Linked DNA regions of Homo sapiens: region 2 is linked to region 1. Evidence: read pairs that join two places in POLR2A ChIA-PET (ENCODE). Cell type or tissue: OCI-LY7. All regions are shown on one strand.

Region 1 (8,000 bases):
TCCATCCTACCCTCGAGCCCATGGGGACCCTGGCAGCAGGGAGGCTCTGCAGGCTCAGGCCAGGGACACTAGGGGTGGGCTAGAGGGTGTAAAGGGATGAGGGGACCACCCCACCACTTGACAGCTGGGAGTAACCCCCATGGGGTGCCAGTTTCCACGGTAGCCCATCTCCATTCAGTCCACAAGGAGCAGAAGTGGGCGGAGGAGGAGACTTCGGCCGTTTCAAAATGTTTGGGGTTTGGAGAGATCTTAGTCCCTAGGGCAGGGTGGGGAGGGCAGGACGGGCAGCGTGCTGGGGAACTTGGGCCATGTGTTTCTGATTCACTGGGGCTCGCGCCCAGCCAGCTCTCTTTCCAGTCTCTCTTGGCCCTTGTAAAAAAGCCCTTTTCTCTGGAAGCAGGAAGTCTTGTGTCCTGGCTGTAAACAAACTCATCTTTGGCAGCAGAGCCTGCGTGGGGAGAGGGGTGGGAGGGCAGGCAAGCCCCCTCCCCTCCTCTTCCCCTGTCTTTTCCCTGGACCCTCTGGGTGACAGCTGGTGGGGGGTGAGGGGGCAACCACTGCTCTCCACGCCCTGCCAGTGCCCTCCTCTGGTGGGCCAACATCTGCTTGTTTCCCATTGACTCCCAGGTCTCAGGCAGGCCAGGGCCCAGCTGTGCACATCTGGAGTTGGCTTGGCTCCAGCCAGCAGTTCCCGAGGACTCCACTCTCTTGGGGTGGTGCTGACGGGAGAGGGGGGAGGGGAGCAGGAGCCAGCCCGGGGCCAGTGTGGTCAGCAGCAGGAAGGGCAGGAGGCCTGGCGTCCCCAGCTGCCCTCAGGGGACCTCCTCCAGGAGCTGTGCCTGTGAACAGAAGGGCCGGCAGTCTTGGGGGCCCGTGCAGAGCCCGGCGGGAGACGCCGCCTTTTCCATGGGAAACTGCTGGGAATGTTTCTCTACCACGGGAATGTTTCTCTACCACGCGTGTCCCGGGCTGCTGGCTGACCTCTGCTTCCCATTCCCGCCTCCGCTCCTCTCCTCCTTCCTACTCCAGCCCTGCCTCCGCCTCTCCATTCAGCTCCCAGAGTCAGCCTCCCCTTGGGGGCCCAGGGAGGCCGAGTGTTCCCAACCGCCACATCTGGGGGCTAGCCCTCCCCTCACGCTCCGAGTCAGCAGGAGTCACAGAGGGCGGCCACCCTCCTTGAGCCACCTCCTGGGCCCAGAACTGGAAGCCCAGCCTCCAGGTCAGCCTGGAAGTAAACATGCCCCTGCTCGTGTGCGTGTGAGCGACACCCATGTAGCTTCCTCGTGGGCTGGGGTGTGTGTGTGTGTGTATGTGTCCTCGTGATCCTCCGGGCTCTAGCCCTATTGAGGCAGAGGGCATTTAGCAGCACTGGTCGGCATGAGATGAAAAAACAGCCCCTTGTGATTGGCACCCAGGGAGGAAGTGGCTGGGCTGACCTGGGCTGCCTCCGAGCCTGATGATCGGACCTTACCGCCAGGAGCCTCTGGCGCCTCTCTGCCTGGGCAGCTGTGGCTTTGGGTGCTCTGAGCTCTCCCTGGCTCTAGGGAAGGGGAAGGCTCTTTGGGAGGATTTTTGCTCAGGGCTCATGGCTCTGAGCAGCCTGAAGTCACAGGGGAGCCATCTTGAAGGCCTTTCCTATTATGCCTGTTCTTACATGTCAGACCCCAGGGTTGGCCTGCCTCAAGTGTGCCTGCCCAGGTGATCAGCCCCAGGGCCTCAGGAGATATGGGAGACCTCGGGGACAGCAGAGGACATGGCGGGGAGGCTGCCCAGCCCACCCTCGCCCGCCTCCTCACGTGGTGGCGTTGGGGACCTGCTGCACCCAGCCCACTTCCTTGTAGGCAGCGGTCACGTGGCTGTAGATGAGGCCACGCAGCTTGGCCCAGGCTCTCTGCGTCTCAGGTGGGAAGTCACTGGCAAATTCCTCGGCGACCACCTCCAGAATGACCCCAGAGAGGATCTGGGGGCAAAGGGAGGAAGGGGGAGTGAACGCCCGGGCGCCCTGCGTCCTGCAACCCCCAGGCCCCTCCGCCCCACGTGTGGCCGAGAGGATCATTCCTAACGCAACAGTCTGGCAGCTTTGGGAACCCCGTGCTCTCAGGACAAGGGTTGCCCTGGACCCAGCCCCTCCATCCTGCTGCCGGGCACTGCCCCTCCCTCTCGCAGCCACTCCGGGGATCACCTCTGTTGCTCCAGAGAGCCGTCGCAGAGCCTGCGAGCTGCAGATGGCCATGACGCGTGGGCGGTGGGGGCTCTGCAGCAGATGGGGGCGCATACCTTGAAGTACACCGGTTCCACCTTGTGCTTGAGGGCGTGGGCTTTCCCCACAAGGGCGAGCACAGAGGACACCTTGTCGGGGTCATGCAGGTTCTCCACGACAGTGTTGAGGGCCCCCATGACTCGGCAGGCGTGCTTCCGCAGCTGGGGGCTCCGCTCCATCTCCAGGGGATCCTCCATGTGCTTGAACTGGCTGAAGTACTGCTTGGCCGAGGGGAAGTTCACAAAGAACCTGGCAAGAGGAACAGGGGTGGTCGCTGAAGCTGGAGGCTGCCTCGGGCCCACCCTGAAGCTTCCAGGATAGTGGGGGCTGAAGAAGTGGACCGCAGTGCTCCCCACCCCCGCACCGTCACTGTTTTCACTACCATCAGTAGACCTCAGCATAGACCCTCCTCCCTCTGGCCAAGCCGGCTCACCCCTACCAAGTCTGGCCATGTCTATCTGCCAGGCTTGCTCAGGCTGGCGGCTTCATCTCCTAGGCCTCTGTCTTCCTCGCTTCTTGCTTCCTTCCCAAACTCTACACCCCCTTCAAGCCCTGCTCTAGTCATAGCCGAGAGGGTAAGAACTCAGGTTCTGGAATCATGAGTTGATCTGAAATTAAATCCTCTCTAGTTGGACTGAAATTGTTCTGACTCTCCCAAAATACTGCTTTCATGAAGTCATGCTTATGCTCAAAAACATTCAATGGCTCCCTATTGTCTGCCAAAGTGAAACTCCTTAACCGGGCATTCCAGACTTCTGAACTGTCCCCCACCCGCTTCTTCAAACTCATGTCCACATTCCCCACTATACTCGCATCATCCCTGTCCTGGCTCAGCGGCTTTACTTACAGTTGGGAAAATGTTCCTCGGGTGAGCCACATTCCTTTCTACTACCCTTTTCCTGTGTCAGACATGCCTTACCTGGAGCAGGCTGGCCCAGGGGAAATGCTTTGCCCCTGAGGCCATTGGCACTACTCAGGTGACCTTCCCTGCCCTCCTTCCAGCGTGTCAGACTGGATCCCAAGGCTCTCACGCACCCTCTGACCCCCTGCCCTAGCTGGGGCCCTGCAGTGTGAAAAATGACAATGGCTTTTTTTTTTTTTTTTTTTGAGATGGAGTCTCACTCTGTCATCCAGGCTGGAGTGTGGTGGTGCAATCTTGGCTCGCTGCAACCTCTGCCTCCTGGGTTCAAGTGATTCTCTTGCCTCAGCTTCCTGAGTAGCTGGGACTACAGGCATCCATCACCACGCCCGGCTAGCTAATTTTTTGTATTTTTAGTAGAGACAGGGTTTCACCATGTTGGCCAGGCTGGTCTCAAATTCCTGACCTCAGGCGATCCGCCTGCCTCAGCCTCCCAAAGTGCTGGGATTACAGGTGTGAGCCACCACGCCCGGCCGACAATGACTTTTTCACCTCCCCTCCCTGTCGGGGCTGGATGTCATGTGAGACATGGGCACCGACTCAATCAGAACTTAAATAACTTAAGTGAATCCCCAGAAAATGTATGGAGTGGCCTGGACCTGTTCTTCCAGGTTGTTCTGCCCCTTCGTGTGTCCCCTTTGCGATCAGAGAGAGCTGATAATTTGCGGAAGTAGCCCTTTGGCCAGGAGTCGAGTCTCAGATGTGAGGGCTGGAACAGATGCGGAGAGGGCATCTGGCCGGGTCATCCCTGCTGCTGGTGGAACTGCTATTGGCGGGGAAGTTTGCACAGTGACCAGGGCACAGTCTGTGTGGAGACTCAGGAGGGCCCCTCTCAGAGGCCAACTGTGACCTTGGGCAAACCGCTTCACAAGCTCCCTGTTTGCAGAAGGGCAAGAGGAGGGCCCCCGCTCACTGCTTCATGGATACACGGGTGAGGACACGTGAGGCGACGGGTCTGAAAATACATTGAATTTTCTGGAGAAGCACTGTAATGAGGGACAAATGTGAAAAACCCAATTTGGACTTAAACAAGCATCTCAGACTTTGGAGGTTTTACAATTGCAATAAAAAATAATGATATGGCCGGGCACGGTGGCTCACGCCTATAATCCTAGCACTTTACGAGGCCGAGGCGGGTGGATTGCTTGAGCTCAGGCATTTGAGACCAGCCTGGGCAATGTGGCAAACCCTGTCTCTACAAAATACAAAAAATTAGCCAGGTGTGGTGGCACACACCTTTGATTCCAGCTACTCAGGGGCCTAAAGTGGGAGGATCACTTGAACCCGGGAGGCCAAGGCTGCAGGGAGCCAAGATTGTGCCATTGCACTCCAGCCTGGGTGACAGAGTGAGACCCTGAATCCAAAGAAATAATGATAATAATAATAATAAAAGGTCAGGTGTGGTGGCTCATGCCTGTAGAACTTTGGGAGGCCAAGGCAGGAAGATCACTTGAGGCCAGGAGTTTGAGACCAGCCTGGGCAACATAGTGAGATCCTGTCTCCAGAAAAAAAGAAAAAAATTGGCTGGGTGTGGTGGTGCCCGTCTGTAGTCCTAGCTACTTGGGAGGCTGCAGCAGGAAGATCCGATCGCATCACGAGCCCAGGATTGGAGGCTGCCATGAGCCATGATGGCGCCACCGTACTCCAGCTTGGGTGACAGAGCAAGACCCTGACAAAATAATAACAATGATATATATATTTGCCTGCTGTGTTACAATGTTATTGTACCTTTTTTCTTTTTCTTTCTTTCTTCTTTCTTTCTTTCTTTCTCTCTCTCTTTCTCTTTCTCTCTCTCTCTCTCTCTCTCTCTCTCTCTTTCTTTCTTTCTTTCTTGAGACAGAATCTTACTCTGTTGCCCAGGCTGCAGTGCACTGGTGCAATCTTGGCTCACTGCAACCTCTGCCTCCTGGGTTCAAGGGATTCTCCTGTCTCAGCCTCACAAAGTTAGCTGGGATTACAGGTGCCCGCCACCACACCCGGCTAATTTTTGTGTTTTTAGTAGAGACGGGGTTTCGCCATGCTGGCCAGGCTGGTGTCGAACTCCTGACCTCCGGTGATCTGCCTGCCTCGGCCTCACAAAGTGCTGGGATTACAGGTGTGAGCCACGGTGCCCGGCCTGTTATTGTATTTAATTGCCACAGCTAAGCGGGTATTACCTCTATTTTACTGATGAGGAAACAACAGGGAACATTTATTGAGCACTTACTGTACGATCTCACGAATCCTTGCAATTCTCTCCTGAGGTAGGCACTGTTTTAATCCCCATCCTATGAATTAGGAATTGATGTCCAAGATTGCCCAACAAAGTAGATGGCAGTGCCAGGAAGGGGCCCAGGCAGGCCCGCTTTGACAGTTTCCCTACACTGCCTGGAGAGACAGCTGTGCCAGGGGATCGTGGCCTGGTAACCAGGTGTCTCCTGCCTCAACACCCACCACCGGGTTGTGGCCCTGAGGAATGACAGTCTCAGGGAGTCCCCACCCAGACCCTCCACGGTTCTGTGGCCCCTGGGGCCCATGTGCCTGGCTCCTTCCTCCTGGCTCTGCGGTGTTTCCACCTGAGACCCTCCCGGTCTCAGCCTGTGCTGCCAGGGAGGAGCCTCCACAGCCAGCCCTGGGGAGTTTCTCAGCTCCCAGAGGCATCTGGGCTTCCAAGAGAGCCTGAAATAGGCCTGTCTGAGTGTGAGGAGGAAGGTGTCAGAGTTACAACCAGCAGGGAGGGTGGGTGTTCCCTCTTGGTCTCCTCCCTGGCAGGGAATGGAAGTGTGGGGTCTGCCTCAGGCTCTAAAGCAACGCCTCCTCCACCCCCACCAATGTGGCAACTTCTCCAGGTTGGGGGTGTGGAAGTGCAGCTGCCTCCTTCCTGCCCTGCAGGCTCATAAGGGCTGAGGGTGCTGGCCTGGCGCAGTGGGGAGGGCAGAGGTGAGAGTGCTGGCCAGAGGGCTGCAGCTGGGGTCTTGACCTTGAGGATGTGTATGTTGTGTGTGGGAAGACAGGGTGCTGTGTCAAGACTGACGGGCCCAGGATCTGAGAAGGGACCTTCAGGAGCCCTTATCCCCCTTTCTTCCCCTTCCCCCACTGACCAGGCCCTGGACAGAGACAGGAGGAGAGAAAAAGGAAAGCAAGGCCCTGTGGGGCTTGGGCTGGCAGGGAGTGGCTGAGACAAAGCTGGGCCAGGCTGTCCTGGGGCTGGGCTCTAGTCCACAAAGAAGTGGAGTCAGAGTGGTGAGGGGTTACTCTGGGCACTGAGTGCATTGGTAATGACCTCCCCCAGCCCAGGCCCAGGCCCCTCTAAGAGACAGGAGTGGGGAACTGGAAGAGGGGTGTAGAGAGAGAAAGAAATCCTTGCTGAAAACTCGGACTGCCCAGACATGGCCCTGGCCTCGGTGTTTCGTTTCTCCCTTGGCATCTGCCCTACCCTGGTCCCCTTCCTGGGGAGGTTCAATGGTGTTCCATGATGTGGACGGTGAGCACTTCCTCCACGTATCCGCACAGGTACCTGGCAGGGGTTGGGACACAAAACCTCCAAGGTCCTGAGGACCCTGCCTCGCTTCTTCATGGTGACCCATGAGTGTGCCAGACGCATGCAAGGCCGGTGGGCTGCAGGTGCTGACACACGGCTGACGGCACCCTCCGAGGACGCAGTCTGGCACATCTGCGGCTCTGCTACCCACAATGTGCTTGTGTGGGTGCCAGCACCTGTGGGGATTGGTGGTTCCGAGCGTCTGAGGCCCTAGTATCCCAATGTCCCTCTTAGCTTCCTGCCACTCCCGACTGTGTTTCTGGGCTTGGGGGCTGCTGAGATAGCTGCCCCATCCTCAGGAGCGCTCCTCTAACTCCTTAGAAGTGCTTCCTGCTCTTTTTCCTCCAAAATCTGCTTCTGAGTTGGAATCAGGGCATATCATGGTGGAGCTGGGTCGGTCCCAGGCTTGGGAGAGGCCACAGGGAGAAGAAGCTGGAGATGGAGCAGGCCTGGTAGTCAAGGATGCACTAAAGCTGCCCTTCCAGAGCGAGGCTTCACCCCATCTGCACATGACAAGGCTGCCCTGCTCTGTCCTAGATTTGACCGCTTTCCTCTGCCAAGAAGAGGGGCTTGAGGGTGAGCATGGTCTGGGGCTCCTCTGCCTGCACCCCCAGGGACCAGCACGTGTGGAAAGAGAGCATGGATTTGTAGCTAGAGTCAGTGACTAGCTTTCGAGACTTGGACACATCACCTCTATAAGGATGGTGTGTGTGCTCTAAGCCTAGGTGTGTGAAGAACGGGGCGCTCTGTGTTTGTGGGTCTCTTGGGGGCATGTAGTGCCTGAATGACCCCTAAGCCCAAGCCACTGCATTTCCTCCCTAGGTGGGAGGTTTTAGGGTTAGGCCCTGTCTCCTGAAGCTTCTCTCTTCTTCCCCTCACCCTCCAAACTCAGCAGGGATTGTATCCTAGGGGACTGTTTGCTTCTCCACTCACCTGTGCCTGCCCTGGGCGCTCCTGCTGGCCCGTGCCCTCCAGCGGGAAGGGGGCAGCTGGGAACACTGGACCCCCCGGGCTCTCCTCTTTCTCAACCTCTGCTCTTTGCTCTCTGTTCTTCCAAGAGGCTTTGAATCCCGCAAGCCGCTGAGCTGGAGACAGGGTTCTGCTCCTCTTTGTCCCGCTTCTTGGCTGAGCCTCGGTTTTCCCATCTCTAAAATGGGGAGCCCCTGCTATACTACCTTTGAAAGGCCAGAAAAATGTGTGTGTCTGACAGTTTGGCTGGGTGTCTGGGGTGGCTGGCCGAGCAAGGAGTTCTGAGGCCGGGGAGAGGAGGGGGACCGAGGTGCTCTCCTGCATCTGGTTCC
Region 2 (8,000 bases), 380 kb before region 1:
ATGCTCTGTGGTGAGGGAGATCCGGCAGCAAGCGGGGGGCACCTTCCCCTGGCAAGGACCCTGAGGGGCCCACGGCAAAGCCCTGCTGCTGCTCCCTCCTCAGCCTCATTCTCACAGTAAGCCTGTCTGCGGAAAGTCAGTGTGGGTGCTGAGGGGCCTTCCAGAGCAGGTGCCGCCATTTTGTCTGGCTGAATCCAGGCCCCTCCAGCCAAAAAATGGAGCACAGAGATTCAAAATCCTTAGAGGGAAATGGATAAAGGTGCTTTCCGTTCATGTCTCAGTTTTTGGGATATCAAAAATGGGAGTATGAAGAGACCTCTAGAGGTAGATTTTGGGAGTACATTCAGGAAAATTTCACAAGCCCCTTTCCTGCCTCTACAAAGCCACTTATTAAATATAAGGACTGTAATAGTTCAACTGTCTTTGTAGAGTTGCTCTCCAGGGGAAGGAGAAACTTAGTTTGAAATTTTCCTTAGTGCCCACAAAGTGCAAGTAGCATCTTAGTCTTGAGTTTTGAGGCCTCTCAAAAAGAGGAGAGAATTCAATTTCAGGTCTCCACAAACCTTTTTAGATTTCACTGGATATGCTCATTCCAGTGGAATGCAGTCATTTAAAAATTGTATTGGTATTTCCACTAAAAAGATCCAAATTATCTTTGCCTTTTTTTTTTTTTTTTTTTTTGAGACAGGGTCTCTTGCTCTGTCGCCCAGGCTGGAGTGCAGTGGCGTGACCTCGGCTCACTGCAAGCTCCGCCTCCCGGGTTCACGCCATTCTACTGTCGCAGCCTCCTGAGTAGCTGGGACTACAGGCACTCGCCACCACGCCTGGCTAATTTTTTTGTATTTTTGGTAGAGATGAGGTTTCACCGTGTTAGCCAGGATGGTCTCGATCTCCTGATCTTGTGATCCGCCCATCTCGGCCTCCCAAAGTGCTGGGATTACAGGCGGGAGCCACCGTGCCCCGCCTTTTTTTTTTTTTTTTAAGATGGAGTCTCACTCCATCTCAGCCTCCCAGGCTGGAGTGCAGTGGTGTGATCTTGACTCCCTGCAACCTCCGGTTCCCAGGCTCAATTGATCCTCCTGCCTCAGCCTCTCGAGTATCTGGGACCACAGGCGTACGCCACCAAGCCTGGCTAATTTTTGTATTTTCTGTAGAGATGGGGTTTCACTGCATTGCCCAGGCTGGTCTCCAGCTCCTGGGCTCAAGTGATCACTTGCCTCAGCCTCTCAAAATGCTGGGATTACAGGCGTGAGCCACTGTGCCCGGCCTATCTTTGCCTTTTTCCATCACTGACTACCCCAGGGCCTTCATAGAACTATCACTTGCCACGATGACTTTCCTGCCACCTATGTAACAGTCTGCCAAACTCCTCAGAGCCACATCTGCTTAGCGTGGTCTCGCAATTCTAGTCTTACTACAACCTGTCACACCCATCAACTGAGATCTCCTTCCTTTATTCCTTTCAGAAGGAATCTCAGAACACACTACTCCCCAGTGAAAAACCAAAAATCCACCCTTGGTCTTGGGGCCCTGGAAGACCCAGAAGCTTCTTAGGGGGAGAGGGCTAGAATGACAAAAGTGCCTCTAAGCCCCTCACCAGTGTTATCAGAGTGGTGAGGACGGGAACCAACAAGGTTCGCAGTCCTTGCCACCAGCCAGGTCTCCTGGCAGAGCCCGTGAGCAAGGTGCAGGGCACAGGGACAACATGGGATGCAGCCCGGGCTCCATTTCCCACTGGCCCTCCATGAAGGGAGTGGCACCCACTTGAAGAGGGAAATAGACTCAAGCAGAGACCAGGCGCATGTGCAGCTGTTCTGACGGGAGAGAGCTGGCCACAGGAGCAATGAGGCGCCAAGACGGCCAGTGGTATCTCAGCCCCAGGATAGAAAGCTGAACTTACAGCTGAGTGTGAAGACGCCTATTTATTCCACGGGACCTACCAAAGTGGATATTCCTGTCTGTAACCTAGCAGACACTTCCAGAGAGTTCTCCAGCAAATTTTCTGCCAGTGTGATGCTAACAGTGGAAGCAGAGACACATTCTGCCTAGAGAGACGTGCTTTTCCCTCTCAAGTAAAAAGGCAACCAGAGGTTTTGAGACATCACTTTCACCCAACTACTGACCAAGGATGCCAATTAAAAACAAATCATGGCTGGGCGCAGTGGCTCACACCTGTAATCTCAGCACTTTGGGGGGCCGAGGTGGGCAGATCACCTGAGGTCAGGAGTTCAAGACCACCCTGACCAACATGGTAAAACTCCGTCTCTGCTAAAAATACAAAAATTAGCCGGGCGTGGTGGCGGGCGCCTGTAATCCCAGCTACTCAGGAGGCTGAGGCAGAGAATCACTTGACCCCAGGAGGTGGAGGTTGCAGTGAGCCGAGATCGCGCCACTGCACTCCAGGCTGGGCGACAGAGCGAGACTCTGTCTCAAAAAAAACAAAAAACAAAAACAAAAAAACTCAAATCCTTTCCATTGTCCTTGCCACAGAAGCGTTCCCATTTTTACTGAACAGAAATCCATATAGTCTCACACATATTTTTTTTCTTGGAAAATCTTAGTATATTGAATACAGCCCCTCATCTTGAGGCCTCTGGTGAGGATATAATGGGACACTTAACATGCCTATACCTGAGGCCCTCTCCCGAGAGCCAACACAGGCATTTGATTTCGTGTCTGGCACAAACTGTGAGCCCACCATAATCTCTAAATAGCTGGCTCCACAAGTCACCCTAGGGAACCCCAGGGCTTCTCTCTTCCTCCCAGTCCTCACTCTCCTCCCATGATTCCATGGAGTAACTATCAACAAGCAGGTTAGCTGGAGGGAGTCAGGAAGAGGAGGAATAAGCTGTTTCCACTAGCACTGTTGGCTAAAACAACTCCCAGCAGCTCCCTCTGCCAAAAAAATAGGGGTGGGTAAGGGAGTCCCTTGAGGGAGGCAGGAACCTAAATTTCTCTCCTAAAGCCAAGTAAGGGGTTGACCAGGGTAGAGCTGCCTCAGACACAGGGCACAGCTAAGAAAGAGACATCATCTTCACCCAACTACTGACAGAGGATGCCAGTTAAAACCAAATCCTTTCCATAGCCCTTGCCACAGAAGCATTCCCATTTTTGTAAAGCAGAAATTAATACAGTCTCACAAATATTTTTTCTCATAAGCTCTTAGTACCCTGGATACAGGCCCTTGCCAATTAGGAATGGGAGCCTTGCTCACAGCCCCACGCGAGCGCCTCCCAGGTGTGTGCGTGCCCAGCAAGCTTGGACGGGGTGAAGCATTGGCAGGGAGGACAGTGCTGGCACGGAGTGAACACGAACTTTCATACCAAGTCTAGAGAACATACATGAGTTTAGAAAATAAACAAACCAGACAGACAGATTTACATTTGGCAAAATGATGTGAAACACAAATGGACAGATGGAAGCCAGGCCAGGAGCGGGAAGGCAGGGAGTGAAGCAGCCCCTGGGCCCCAGCAGCTCCAGTCCAGGCCTAACTGGCAGGAGGCTGGCCCCGTGGTCAACGCTCCCTCCTCCACGCTCAGGCAGGAAGGGGGTCTTCCCTGGGCCTGCGCAGGAGAAGCAGGGGAACTGATACTGCCTCTTTTGGTCTCACTGAAAATGAAGAGGCCTGGGCAGTGTCTTTAGAACAAACTAAATAGAAAATGACTCAAGAAAGCCCTTTGAAGGGCTGGAGAAAGTATCTCTAGAGAATTCCAGCTTCCCCTGCCACAAGCTTGTGTGGGGCCAGAGTGTGCTTGGACTGTGTCTTGCACAGGCTGATGGAGAGTGGCAACCACAGAGGTCGTGTGGCTCCAACGCCTCCAGCCACGTCGCTGAGCGAGTAAAGCACTGGACCCGTGATGTGGCTGTTCTGAAGCTGAAGTGAGTCTTCGTTCAGGGAATGTTTAAGAGGATTCAAACAACACGATGTGAAGGACAATTTCTGTCGTGAAACCCGGAGGGGACATTTGACTCAGTCCGCTTGGGCAAGATGTGGATTTTAGAAAAGCAGTTTTTGGAGCCCTTGAACGGGCACACTAACTAAAAAGGCACTCGGTGCTTAAAGTGTGATTAACATGATCCTGTGTAAGGCATTACCTAGATTTGGTTTAGCATCATGAGGAGGAATAAGGGGCACTCTGACAACCTGATCACCTGTGAAGTTACAGCTCCAGGGAGCATAGAGGAGCCCTAACTCGACCTCTCCGTTGGGATCCAAATCCAGTAGTATGTACAATGCAACTGGTAACCCAAAGCTCACTGGATCACAGAGCCATTCCCTAGCCTCTGAAACGCTGGCTTTCACATTCCTCTCTGATCCTAGCTGAAACACATTTCTTCTGAGGAGCTACAGCTTCACTTTTAAAGGGCGCAGGCAATCCTTCCAAGACCTTCGTAGAGAGGTGGTGTCTGTCTGCTCAAACTTCCTGTTGATGAAAACAAGACTGGGCCACCTGACATGGTACCTGCAAGGCCGTGATGTGGGGTGGAGAGTGGTTAGGCCAAATCGTTAAGTTTTGCTTCTTTCTTCCTATCCTAATACTCTCACTCAGAGCAAGGCTGGCTCATTGCAAAAAGCTCAAGGACTCTCCCAGGCCTTCTTACTTCCTTCAGCAACTGGTCTCCAGCACTAGCACACCCCAGGCCTTCTTGGCAGGAACTGCAGGGCAGGAGATGGGTGTACCAGGGTGAGAGCAGGGGTAAGAGCACAGGGATCGTCTCCCACCAAGTTCATGTTCAGCAGACTGACACTCACCAGGTAAGCAGACCTCAGAGCACAGCTTATTGTCCAGTGCTTTCACGCTTGCGATGTCAAAGTCATTGTTATTGTCACACTCCATACCTAGAAATGCGCACGTCCTCTGGCCTGTAACGGAGTTAATGCAGTTAGAGAGGGGCTGGCTGTGTTTTTCTCTGCGTTGCTGTCCTTAAAATAAAAATCTTAAGGATGGAGACAAAAAAAATCAAATCATATGTTAAAAAAAAGACAATAATTAAGCGGATAAAGAGTGGACAAGAAAGGAATCACGTTGTGTGGGCATGTCTGTGTTCTCGCGCTTTCCTGCTGTTTCCCTAGAGCCCTTTCTGTCTGCTGCTCCCTAACAAGTCAGATCACTGAGGAGGGCTGTGGGACACAGGCTCAACAGAGAATACTAGAGCGAGCAGAGCTGGGCAGAGGCCAGGCTGGTGAGGCTGCGACCAACCAGCAGAAGCTAGGGAGCGCCAGTGGGGAGGTCATCCTGCTCATGCCTGCATCTGCCTTGGGTGTGAGCTGGGTGTGTTTAGGACCACATGGCTCTGCAAAATAAGTACATGAAACAACAACTAAAGGTCTTAGGGTCCATAATTTTGCATATCAAATCAGAATGACTACATTCACAAAATTATGATTTCCTTCTTTATGAGACCTGAGTTGTTATTTTCAGTGTGTTTTAAGTGGCTAACCAGAAATCTACAGACATGTAAGAAGGGAAGGGAAAAGTTTTAAAAGTTGTTTTTTATCAAGCTCCCCTCTTTTTTTCTCAGTGAAACAGAGAGAAGAAAACAAATCCATTCCACGGGCTAGGGAATGTCGGTGAAACAACCTGGCCACACCGCACTTCTTAGAAGCAAATATTCTATGGGAGAAACAATCACAAGGGGTAACTCTAGAGCCTCAAGCACTGAAGTCATCAACTGAGTTGGTGACACTCCAAACCCCCTTGGGCTGGGGTGCAAGAGCTGACGGACGCAGCCTTGGCGGCCACCTTCTCCTTCAAGCTCCTTGGCCAGGTGGGAGCCGTCAGGTCCACATGCACACCTCCAACACTTCCCAAGCGATGGCCAGCGCTAAAGCAGAAGCAATAGGATGACATCTGCTGGTGCGTCTGTATCCAGGCCGGGCATACGTGTGCTCTGGAGGTGCCCCTGAGGGAGGGGCCTCAGAGCAGCAGGGGGAAGAGTCTGGCTCCTGGAACACATAGTGTTCCCTGCTTGGGGGAGACTTTCCTGCCCTCCTTCTTCCTCCTACGTCCTTGCTCTGTGGGCCATTCCTTCTCTTCTAGCCTTACTGGAAACAACATTCTTCCAACTGAAGATGTAACTGAGGCCTGAATTATGGTAAAGGAAGATTATTACAACAGCCTTTAAAATACTTGCCTAAGCTGAGCTCCTGAAGAAACTTGGACCTGTCTCCTTGACCACGCCTTTAGTACGTCTGCCGGCCCGAGAGTCCTCTTTTACAGTAATGTTGACCATATTCCTAACTAAAGCAAGACCTGACCAGCTGCCAAATAGTCCTCCCCCTCCCCCCAGTGGAAGAAATGGCTACTGCTATTCAACACTGAGAATGCCAGAACAGCTCTGTGGGGCTCCACTGAAAACCTGCAGCAGGGAGGCTGATGATGGGAGCTGCTTAGAGAGCTTCCGAATCTACTTCAGGTAAATATGGACCTGTATGTATCTCCTGCAGCACCCGCACCTGACATCCATGGCTCTGAGGCCCAGAAAGAGCTGAGGAGGTCATAGAGATCATCAATGCTCTGCTTGCTTTGATGTACCATTAAGAAGACGATCTTTCCTCTAACAGCCCCATACAACTGAGCAGCGCCACCACGTCATACCGGTACCCTTTTCTTTACCCCTTAAAGAATACCCAGGAAAGAAAGATAACTAAAGGAAGTAAAGGACCAGATCTTTTACCACCTTCCTGCGTGGGTGATCCATCCTCTTCCTCTATAACATCATTTCCCTAGGACAGAAGGAAGGCCCTGTGAGTCTATGAAGCGGCAAAATGAGTAAACTGATTGGCTGAAGACAGAACTAATCATCCTACTGGTATCTAACTCCAGGGCCTACGTTAATAGCATATATTTCCATCTGTGTTTAATATGCCTCAGAGGCTGAGTAGAGGCAGATCTTGCTTGGAGAGGCACCATCTGCCTACAGGGATTAGATCCGAGCCACATTACCCATATATGCTCAGAATGGTCTGTCAGGAACACCCTTGTTAATAGTTTAGCTGATACTGTTTCTCTAAGGTGGAAGTAAAAATTACTAAATGAAAGAGCAAATTGTGAGATCATAAGACTTTCAGAAATCCCTTAAGATCCCAAACCCCATCCAGATCCTCCATTGACAGGAGTTGGCTCAAGAAGAGTTCTAGGGCTCTCACTGTGAGCTGGCGTTCCACAGCACACCATGGTCAGGGCACGTCTCACACTGAACTGTGGTCCTGTCTGCCTGCTAGACTGGGCTCCTAGATGGGTGCAGTGGGCTGGGGGTAGGCAGAAACCTCACCACACAGGTCTGTATAGGTCTATATGTGCCCTAGCACCAGTAGAGCACCTGTGACACAGTCCTCCATGTAAATACTAGTGGAATGAAGGACAATATATTCTCAAGGCCAGGGGCTGGCCAGAAAAGTTCCCTCTTGAACTCACTCCACACCAGTGACCCTGGGAACCAGTGGCCCCACTCACTGGACAGTCCACAGGCCCGGGAGCAGCTGCTCTCATCTCTACCCACATTCCACTTCTCACTGATCTAGGCATGTCCCCTAGGAAGGCTTCGTCAGCGCAGCCTCCTGGCCCTGGTCCTTACTGGCATCCCCAGCCAAGGCCAGCACTCCTCTGGTTGTGGGAAGGGGGCACCACTCCGTGCTGTTGGGGTTACCTCTGCATCCTGCTCTCCAGCTGGGAGGCCAGCAAAGTTGCTGTCTGGAGACTCCGCTGGCAGCCCCTGCAGAAGAGCACAGTTTTTACAGGCTCTTCCATAAAGGTCTCGTGACAGCAAACCCAAACCTTCTTCAGAACAAAATTGGTGTCAAATAGGAGGGTCAGACCTAAGGGAATGCCTTGTTTTCTGCAGCACTCCTGGCATTTTGGGGGCTTTGCAGCCATGCATGGCAGACCTTTGGTTATGCTACTTTGGACATGTGCACAAAGAACAGAGAAGCCAGGGCGGTTCCCGTCCCTTCCCTTACCTCTCCTTCTTCTGAGGGGGCCCTGCTGGCAGGCTGGGGG

The links. ChIA-PET counts read pairs that join two places held together with the same protein. Peaks named below come from ENCODE experiments on the same cell type or tissue, not always from the same donor. Only the 100,000 strongest peaks of a DNase experiment are listed, where the experiment ranks them.
Region 2: POLR2A ChIA-PET joins it to region 1 with 8 read pairs; 3 of 35 experiments call an interaction of 5 or more read pairs at or near these places.

Annotation. Positions count from the first base shown.
Region 1 is chr17:76,529,183-76,537,182 of GRCh38, forward strand. CYGB (cytoglobin) reads right to left here. Exons shown (of 4, transcript NM_134268.5): 2 at 2,278-2,509; 3 at 1,797-1,960. It also overlaps a transcript of PRCD not described here. Among named protein-coding and RNA genes, the nearest start is that of CYGB, 4.5 kb to the right of the region's middle. RefSeq lists enhancers at 725-1,458, 1,459-2,192. In OCI-LY7, a CTCF peak has its summit at 80; DNase peaks (open chromatin) are centred at 289 and 649; H3K4me3 peaks cover 772 bases; H3K27ac peaks cover 881 bases.
Region 2 is chr17:76,147,602-76,155,601 of GRCh38, forward strand. RNF157 (ring finger protein 157) reads right to left here. Exons shown (of 19, transcript NM_052916.3): 15 at 7,961-8,000; 16 at 7,651-7,716; 17 at 6,682-6,727; 18 at 4,754-4,864. It overlaps RNF157-AS1 (RNF157 antisense RNA 1), which reads left to right. Exons shown (of 8, transcript NR_040017.1): 7 at 5,532-6,187; 8 at 6,449-7,047. Among named protein-coding and RNA genes, the nearest start is that of FOXJ1, 10 kb to the left of the region's middle. In OCI-LY7, CTCF peaks have their summits at 328, 6,280 (motif pointing left) and 6,479; DNase peaks (open chromatin) are centred at 340 and 3,583.